Regions from separate parts of the Homo sapiens genome. Here region 1 is linked to region 2. The links are chromatin contacts, found by Hi-C in ENCODE. All regions are on one chromosome and are shown on one strand. The core of a region is the stretch at or near the end of the contact, and the rest is flanking DNA. Distances in the headings are between cores, read along the strand shown.

The links. Hi-C counts contacts between places; a loop is a spot of excess contacts on that map. Pooled maps may share reads with other maps.
Region 1: a pooled map shows a loop between it and region 2 (9-fold over the local background). The contact joins the promoter of TRIM8-DT here to the promoter of HIF1AN in region 2. A Hi-C loop is called at or near these places in 2 of 37 single-sample maps with no recorded cell type and 10 of 50 pooled maps.

Annotation. Positions count from the first base shown.
Region 1 is chr10:102,641,664-102,645,313 of GRCh38, reverse strand. It overlaps TRIM8-DT (TRIM8 divergent transcript), which reads left to right and starts at 2,125. Exons shown (of 1, transcript NR_186489.1): 1 at 2,125-2,522. TRIM8 (tripartite motif containing 8) reads right to left here and starts at 835. Exons shown (of 6, transcript NM_030912.3): 1 at 127-835. The coding sequence starts at 696. RefSeq lists enhancers at 456-585, 687-1,442, 1,443-2,197 and silencers at 686-1,665, 1,746-1,845, 2,116-2,175, 2,506-3,135, 3,568-3,650.
Region 2 is chr10:100,534,298-100,537,614 of GRCh38, reverse strand. HIF1AN (hypoxia inducible factor 1 subunit alpha inhibitor) reads right to left here and starts at 1,672. Exons shown (of 8, transcript NM_017902.3): 1 at 1,480-1,672; 2 at 954-1,204. The coding sequence starts at 1,656. RefSeq lists enhancers at 1,693-1,752, 1,823-1,912.

The DNA of each region.
Region 1 (3,650 bases), core at 876-3,375, 2.1 Mb before region 2:
GCCAGGGGCCACTGGCCTGATGTCACAAGAGTCAGCCTGTCGGGATGGGTGGTCCCGGGGCGGGAGAGAGGAAGGGACTGTGTGTCTGTGTGTGTGTGTGTGCGCGCGCGCGCGTAGGGTACTTGCCCGGATTTCATTCCTTCGGATCTCCACGTCGCACACCGAGTGTCCCTGATGCGCGCCGCTGTAGTAGCAGCAGTACTGGCACACGGCCACCTGCTCGGCCTCGCAGTGGTAGAGGCGGTAGGCGTTGTGCTGCGGGCAGCTCCAGGCCCGCACGTCGTCCGCCTCCACCAGGAGGTGCCCGCGGGCGGTGGAGGGCTGCTGCAGGTGCGTCTGCACGTGGGACTGGCAGCAGGGCGCCTCGCAGCGCAGGCAGACCTTCTGCGCGGGCAGCGGGGGGCCGCGGCGGCAGAACACGCAGTGCAGCGCCGCCGGCGGCTTCTCCACGTGCAGGGCATTGAACTTCTCCACGATGTTGGTGAGCTTCAGGTTCTTCTCCAGGCCCGGCTTCTGGTTGTAGGCCTGGTTGCACTCTGGGCAGCGTACGAGGCCGCTGTCCTTGGCCCACGCCTCGCCGATGCAGCCCCGGCAGAAGTTGTGTTTGCACGGCAGCTGCACTGGCTCCACGAAAACGTGCAGGCAGATAGGGCAGATGAGCTCCTCCTCGAAGCAGTTCTTCCAATTCTCCGCCATGGCGGCCGCGGGCAGGGGGCCGGGGCAGGCCTCCCCGACTCCCCAGCCCCGGGGGTCCGTCCGGAGCCGCTGTAGGCCCACCGAGCCCCGAGCTCCGGCCCCAGCCGGCCCCGACGGTCGCTCAGTCAGCAGCGCCTTCCGCGTGCCCGCCCCCCGGAGGAGGGAGCCGCGGTCCTCACGCCGCGCGCGCAGCGGGCTGCGTCTCCTCCTCCTCCCGAGCGCCTAGCGGGAGGCGGCGGACTGCGCCAGGGCCGCGGCCGGGACTCCAGCCTTGGAGGGGAGCGCCGGGGTCCAAATTCCATATAAGAGGCCGCCTCCCCGTCGGCGCGGCTAGGGCAGTGGCGGCCCGCGGCCTGCGCTCGTCCCCGCGGCTGACATTGGGGCGCGCCCCGCGGCAGACGGAGCTTGGGAGCAGCACACTTCTTCCGGCGGCGGCGGCAGCGGCGGCTCCTGCCTGGCTCGTCGGCGCCGCACCTCCCTCGCAGGGGCCGGAGCCCGGGGTCTGCGGGGCCAGGAGGCGAGGGCGGCCGCGCCGAGGGCTGCTAGATCCGGACGGGGCGGGAGGGGCAGGCCGGCGGTCCCCGGGCCACGGTGCAGGCGTCCCCCGGCTGGCTGGCCGGGCGCGGGCTGCGGGGCGCGGGCGGGCCGACTCCGGGGCGCTGCGTGCGCGCAGGGGCAGTCATTCAGATGAAATTCCAGTCCCCGGCCAGAGACACCAGCCCGCCTCTGCCTTCCTCCTCCCTTCACAAATAGAAACGGAAGGGGGAGGGAGAGAAGTGGAAAAAAAGGCAACCGGCGAGGGAGGGAGGGAGAAGCCCCGGCGGCGCTCCGGCCTGACCCCCGGGCGGCTACTTCTGCGCTCCCCCGAGGCCCGGCGCCCCCGCCGCGGAGAGACCCCGCGCGCCCGTCTCCGCGCTGGGCGGGCGCCCGGGCTCTGCCGAGGAAAACAAGGATTGATCAAACTAGAAAGGAATTTTTCTCAACTGCTAATGAACAGGAGGCTCGGCTCCCGGCCCTCCCCTCCCCTCCCCCGGCCCTCCCCCTTCGCCCCCCCGGCCCCCTCCTCCCCACTTTCTTTTCTTCTCGGCCTCTGCTGGGGCCTGGAAGGCTCGGGGCTGCGGTCGGAGCCAGCCTGCGGCGGCGGGGCCAGGCCGAGCCGCCACCCTCAGCGCCCAGCCATCTTGGGCTCCGCGGCGGCGGCCGGGGTCTGGGCGCGCTCGCTGAGGGCCCCGCGGCGTCCTCTCGCTCCTGATTCTTTTTTTTTTTTTTTTGGTGGGATTTTTTTTTTTCCAAGGGGAGGGCTGGCGGCCTCCAACAAATTAGGAGAGAGAGAGGGAGAAAATGCCAAGTCCCGATTTCTCTCCACCTCTGCTCCACCCACCCCGGTCCTGTCCAAAAAATAAAAGAAGATGAGAATTGGAAGAAGTCGGCAGAAAGGCGAGAGCCCGCGGTCCCCGGCTGCTGCCCAGGCGACGCGTCCGGGGCGGGCCCGCACCCGTTGCTCGGTCCGAGGTCCGTCTGTCTGCCCGCGGCTTCTCAAGGGAGGGGAGGGCGCTTCGGGCAGGGTCTCCGCAGCCGCTGTCGCCTCAGAGCTTTATCCTCAGATCAAAAAAGAAAAAACAGGAAGAAAAAAATCCCAACCCCAACACTCTCATCACAGCCACCTTCAGCCATCTTGCGCGTATTATTATTTCAGGAATAATCTGTTTAATAAAAATACCTGCGTATCCAGCCCCTCCCCCGCGTCCTGGGGTCCCCGCCCCCTTTTAATAATAATCTCGATAATAAAAACGATCGGCGGGCCGGGCAGTCCGTGGCGGCCCTTTCCTGCCTCGACTTGCTCGGGCCCGGCTCTCCCCCCGCGAAGGGGCGCCCCGGGGTGGGGGTGCGTCCCCGTCACCCGCGCGGGGAGGAAAGGGCGCCCTCGCCGCCGCCGCGAGGAAGGCGGCGGCGGAGATGCCGCGGCCCGCGGGACCAGCCGGAGGGGCACTCGGGGGTCCCGGGGCCCCCGCCACGGCCCGGCCTGGGAGTCCGCAGCCGGCCGTATACAATGGGTTCGGAGCAGAGCGGGGCAGGCAGGGTGGGGAAACGGGAGGGCCAGGGGCTGCAGCGAGCCGAGCTCCCGGGCTGGGGCGGAAGGAGACGGGGGGTGGTGTCCCTACATCAAGGCCGGTCCCGCTACTCGGGAAGGGGGCGGAGAGCTGCGGCGCTGGGGGGCGAGGAGAAAGCGGCAGGCGGCGCCTTTAATCGGCACCCGCCGGTTCGGCCCACCCGGCACTGGCGAAAGAAACGGGCGCGGTGGGGGGGAAGGGGCGGGGCGTGCTTTCCGGAAGTACAGTTACAGGGCCGGGCGCCCGGCTCCTCCCCCTTTCCCTGTCGCGTTGGGGCTGTTCCGGAGGCTGCTCCTGCTATTGGCCCACAAGCTGAGGCTCCACCTCCCTAAGGCGGGGCAGACCCGAGAGTCTCACGTGACTCTCACAAACTTCGGTACATTAAACATTGGGATGGGAGGGGGTTTTCCGCGCTTGTTAAAAAAGCGATGATGCCACGGCGTAGTGGGACCACCTCTTCCTGGGCCTGAAGTGAAGACCCGTGGCTCTTTTTACCCAGAGGGAAAGGAGCGTTTGTCGGTCTGCTCAGCAGTCCGGTGGAACTGAGCAGGGAAATGCAAAGGTTCAGTGTGGGGAGATTTCCCGATGTCCTTAATACTTTTAACTTCATCCCTGGCACTTTAAACTACCTAGCAAGATAGGCATTTATTCCTCTATTAATAAGGAAACCATGGCTTAAAGAACTGCAGAAATCTGCCAAGGTCAATGGTCAGTCAATAAATCTTTAACAAAATATTTTTCTAGGCCCTGAGAATTCCCAGAAAAACGTACAAAAAATTTAACGTAAATACACGGAGGACAATTTACGTGATAGAGAATAACAGGCTCACACAAAGGCTTTCT
Region 2 (3,317 bases), core at 423-2,922:
TCCTCATAAGCAGGAATAAAAGCAGAGAGGAAGAATCACTGTCTTGTGTGTCTTGTGTTGCTGTTGTGATAGGAAAAACAAATTTAATCTGATCTTCCCTAAGCTAGAGAATCCTAACCTTCTTTACTGCAGAATCACAACAAACTATACAACTTTTCAGGTTGAACTATCCTCAGTCATCACAATACTTAAGGACAATGGCTACAAACAGGCATTTTCAGAGCTAAATCCAGTGACAAACATTTTTGTTTGGCCCCCTGCAACTTTTTTTCTTTAAATCTGATTTAGTTGCTCCATTTAAAGTCAAAAGATTTTAAATAAAAATCCTGATTTTGAACTTCTCTTGAAAATCGGAATATCTCCCAACCCTAGAACTGCACTCCAAAACTGAAGCAAGCAGAGTCAAGTAATGACCTCTCACCATGGTTTTTTGTTTTAGTTTTTAATTTTGCAGAGACTAGCTCTCACCACGTTTCCCAGGCTGGTCTTGAACTCCTGGACTCAAGCAATCCTCCCACCTCGGCCTCCCAAAGTGCTGGGATTACAGGCATGAGCCACCCCCGCCGGCCTTGGCTTCTCACTTTGAACAAGGCTTATGCCTTCAGCCTCATCACTGATTTCACACAGACGATATTACTCCTTCCATTCACCTGCCTGACCCTTCTAGGCAACTAACTCTTTATGAGGAAGAAGATGGGAACCCAGAGATTCATAGCTCAAGTTTAATCATTCCCTCATCCCTCAAGCTACAGAACTAGCTGGCTGTAGCACCAAGAACCACTAAGAACTCAAACCCCTTAAAGGCTGGAAGACCAGACTACTCCTTCAACTGGAATCCAGAGATGGGAGAGGCCAATCTCTAATTGACCCAATTCTGCCACACCTTCAAACAAGTATAGGAAAGAAAAATGAGTGTCCTAAATCCAACAGAAAATTAAGCTTTCGGAATTTACCTCTCTTCCCCTCCTCGCTGCTGTATATCCTGCAGTTTCTCAACGAACTCATGAAATTTCATTTCTTCCCTGTTGGACCTCGGCTTAAAGTTCTGGAAATTGGCCATCTTCTTCTCATCATAGTACAAGAACTTGTGGGTGCTGGCACTGTACACAGAGAAGTCTCCATTGCCAATATTCTCTTGCAGGTATTCAAGGTCCCATTTCAGGGCAGGATACACAAGATTTGTGTCGGTCAGCACCACAGGCTCCTAAATGAAAACAACAGGTGAAAAACACCAAATGAAGTAATGCCAAGGAGCCGGTGGGTTGGCCTCCATGATCCCAACTACTTCTCAACTTCAGAATAATTTCTCCTGTTAATCAGCACGAACCCCTAAGTTCCGTATCTCCTCGCCTTTCTCTCCATCTTCCCATAGGCCCTAGTCTAGAGCCCTGCCAGTCTCCCATCTCTTTCACCATTCACCTCTGACCTCTCAACCGGGTACCTTCCTCCTCTCCCTTTAGACGCGGCCCCGCCCCCCACCTCATTCTCAATAAGCTCCTCTGCCCGGGGGTCGCTCTGACTCAGACGCGGAATGGGCCTAGTCGGGAAGCTATAACTGCGCAACTGGGATTCATCCCAGGCGGGGCCGAGGGCTCCAGCCTCCTCCCGGGGCTCTCCAGAGCCAGAGGCCACAGCCTCCGCCGCTGTCGCCGCCATCTCCGCCGCCAGGGACGGCCCCCACCGGAACCGGAAGCTCCGCCTATTCCGGACCCCAAAAAAAAAAAAACAAAAAAACCACACACCCAACGGAAACCATAGAGATGAGCTGCGAGAGAGAGCGGTCCAGAGACATAAAGAACGCGGAGCCGAGGCCTGAGGGTGCGCCTCCTAATGGTAGTATGCAGCTCTACATCCTAGGCTCCACTGCTGAAGAAATGGGGCTAGACACTAGTCCCACGGAATAGGGACGACCTGGTAGAGCAAAACACAAAAAAAGTTGCCCCATGTGCCCGAGTCTACACAAGAGTCAAAGAAGGAAGCAAGTTCAGTTAGGCATTAAACTTTACACTCATGAATGGGGAGAAAAGCAAACTCTTGACCCACCTAAAGAAGTCAGAAGGAAAAGCAGTGATCACATTGGTAGATGTAGAGCAAAGGCTGACTGAAGGCTTAGGCAAAAGATATACAGCAAGTTGAATTCTTTCAAAATCAAAGACAGTTTTCTTTTGTTTAGCATCATTTGATTTTTCTGCCTATATCACCATGTCTCCTACTTGAATATATGTTTGCCGTGAATCGAATGTTATTAGAGGCCAACCATGGACATCTCACATTTTCAAACAATCTATACTGATTATAAAAGGCCATATTAATACCTCTATTGCTTACTTGGACAGTTCTTATGGCTGGCTGTGAGAGGCCCAATTCTAAGATGTATCCCAAGATTTGTACCCTACGGTGTACACATCCTGTATACATTTCTCCCCTTAAAAGAAAACACGACTGTGAATATGATAGAGCATCACTCCTGTAATTAGGTTAGCTTATATGACAAGGATGTAATTAAAGTCCCTAATCAATTAACTTTAAGGCAGTCAAAAAGAGGTGATTTATCCTGGTGGGCTTCATCTTATCACTCTAGCCCTTTAAATCAGGGCTAGAGGTCAGAGACAGAATCTAAGAGATTTGAAGCCACAGCACAGCTGTCCTGTTCACCTTGAAGGAGCAAACTGCCATATGGCAGGAAATGGCAGGTGGACTCTAGGAGCTGAGAAAGGCTCCTGGGTGACAGCCAACAAGAAAGTGGGCACCTTAATCCTACAAATGCAAGTAACTGAATTCTGGCAACAACCACTGAACTTGGGAAAGGACACACACGGAGCCTCAGATGAGATCGCTAACCCAGCCAACACCTTGATTTCAGCCTGATAAGACCCTGAGCTGAGGACTCAGCCAACCAGTACCTGGACTCATGGAATATGTGAGAAAATAAATTGGTGTTTTGGGCTGCTAAATTTACAGTAATTTGTTATGCAGTAATAGAAATGAATGCACTGGCTTAACTATGTAATTATGCTACATAGTAACCATGCTACACCAAACCGATAATAGGGCTACCTCTGTGGAAGTGTTTGAGGCTGCAGGGGGCAATCAAGGCTTTCATTTTATCTGCAGTGTTTGAATTTTTTTTTTTTTTTTGAGCTAGGGTCTCACTCTGTCACCCAGGCTGGAGTGCAGTGATGCAATCTTGGTTCACTGCAACCTCCACCTCCCCAGCTCAAGCAATCCTCCTACCATAGCCTCCCAAGTAGCTGGGACTAAAGGCACACACCACCATGCCGGACTAATTTTTTTTCCTTCTGTAGAGAAAGGGTTTT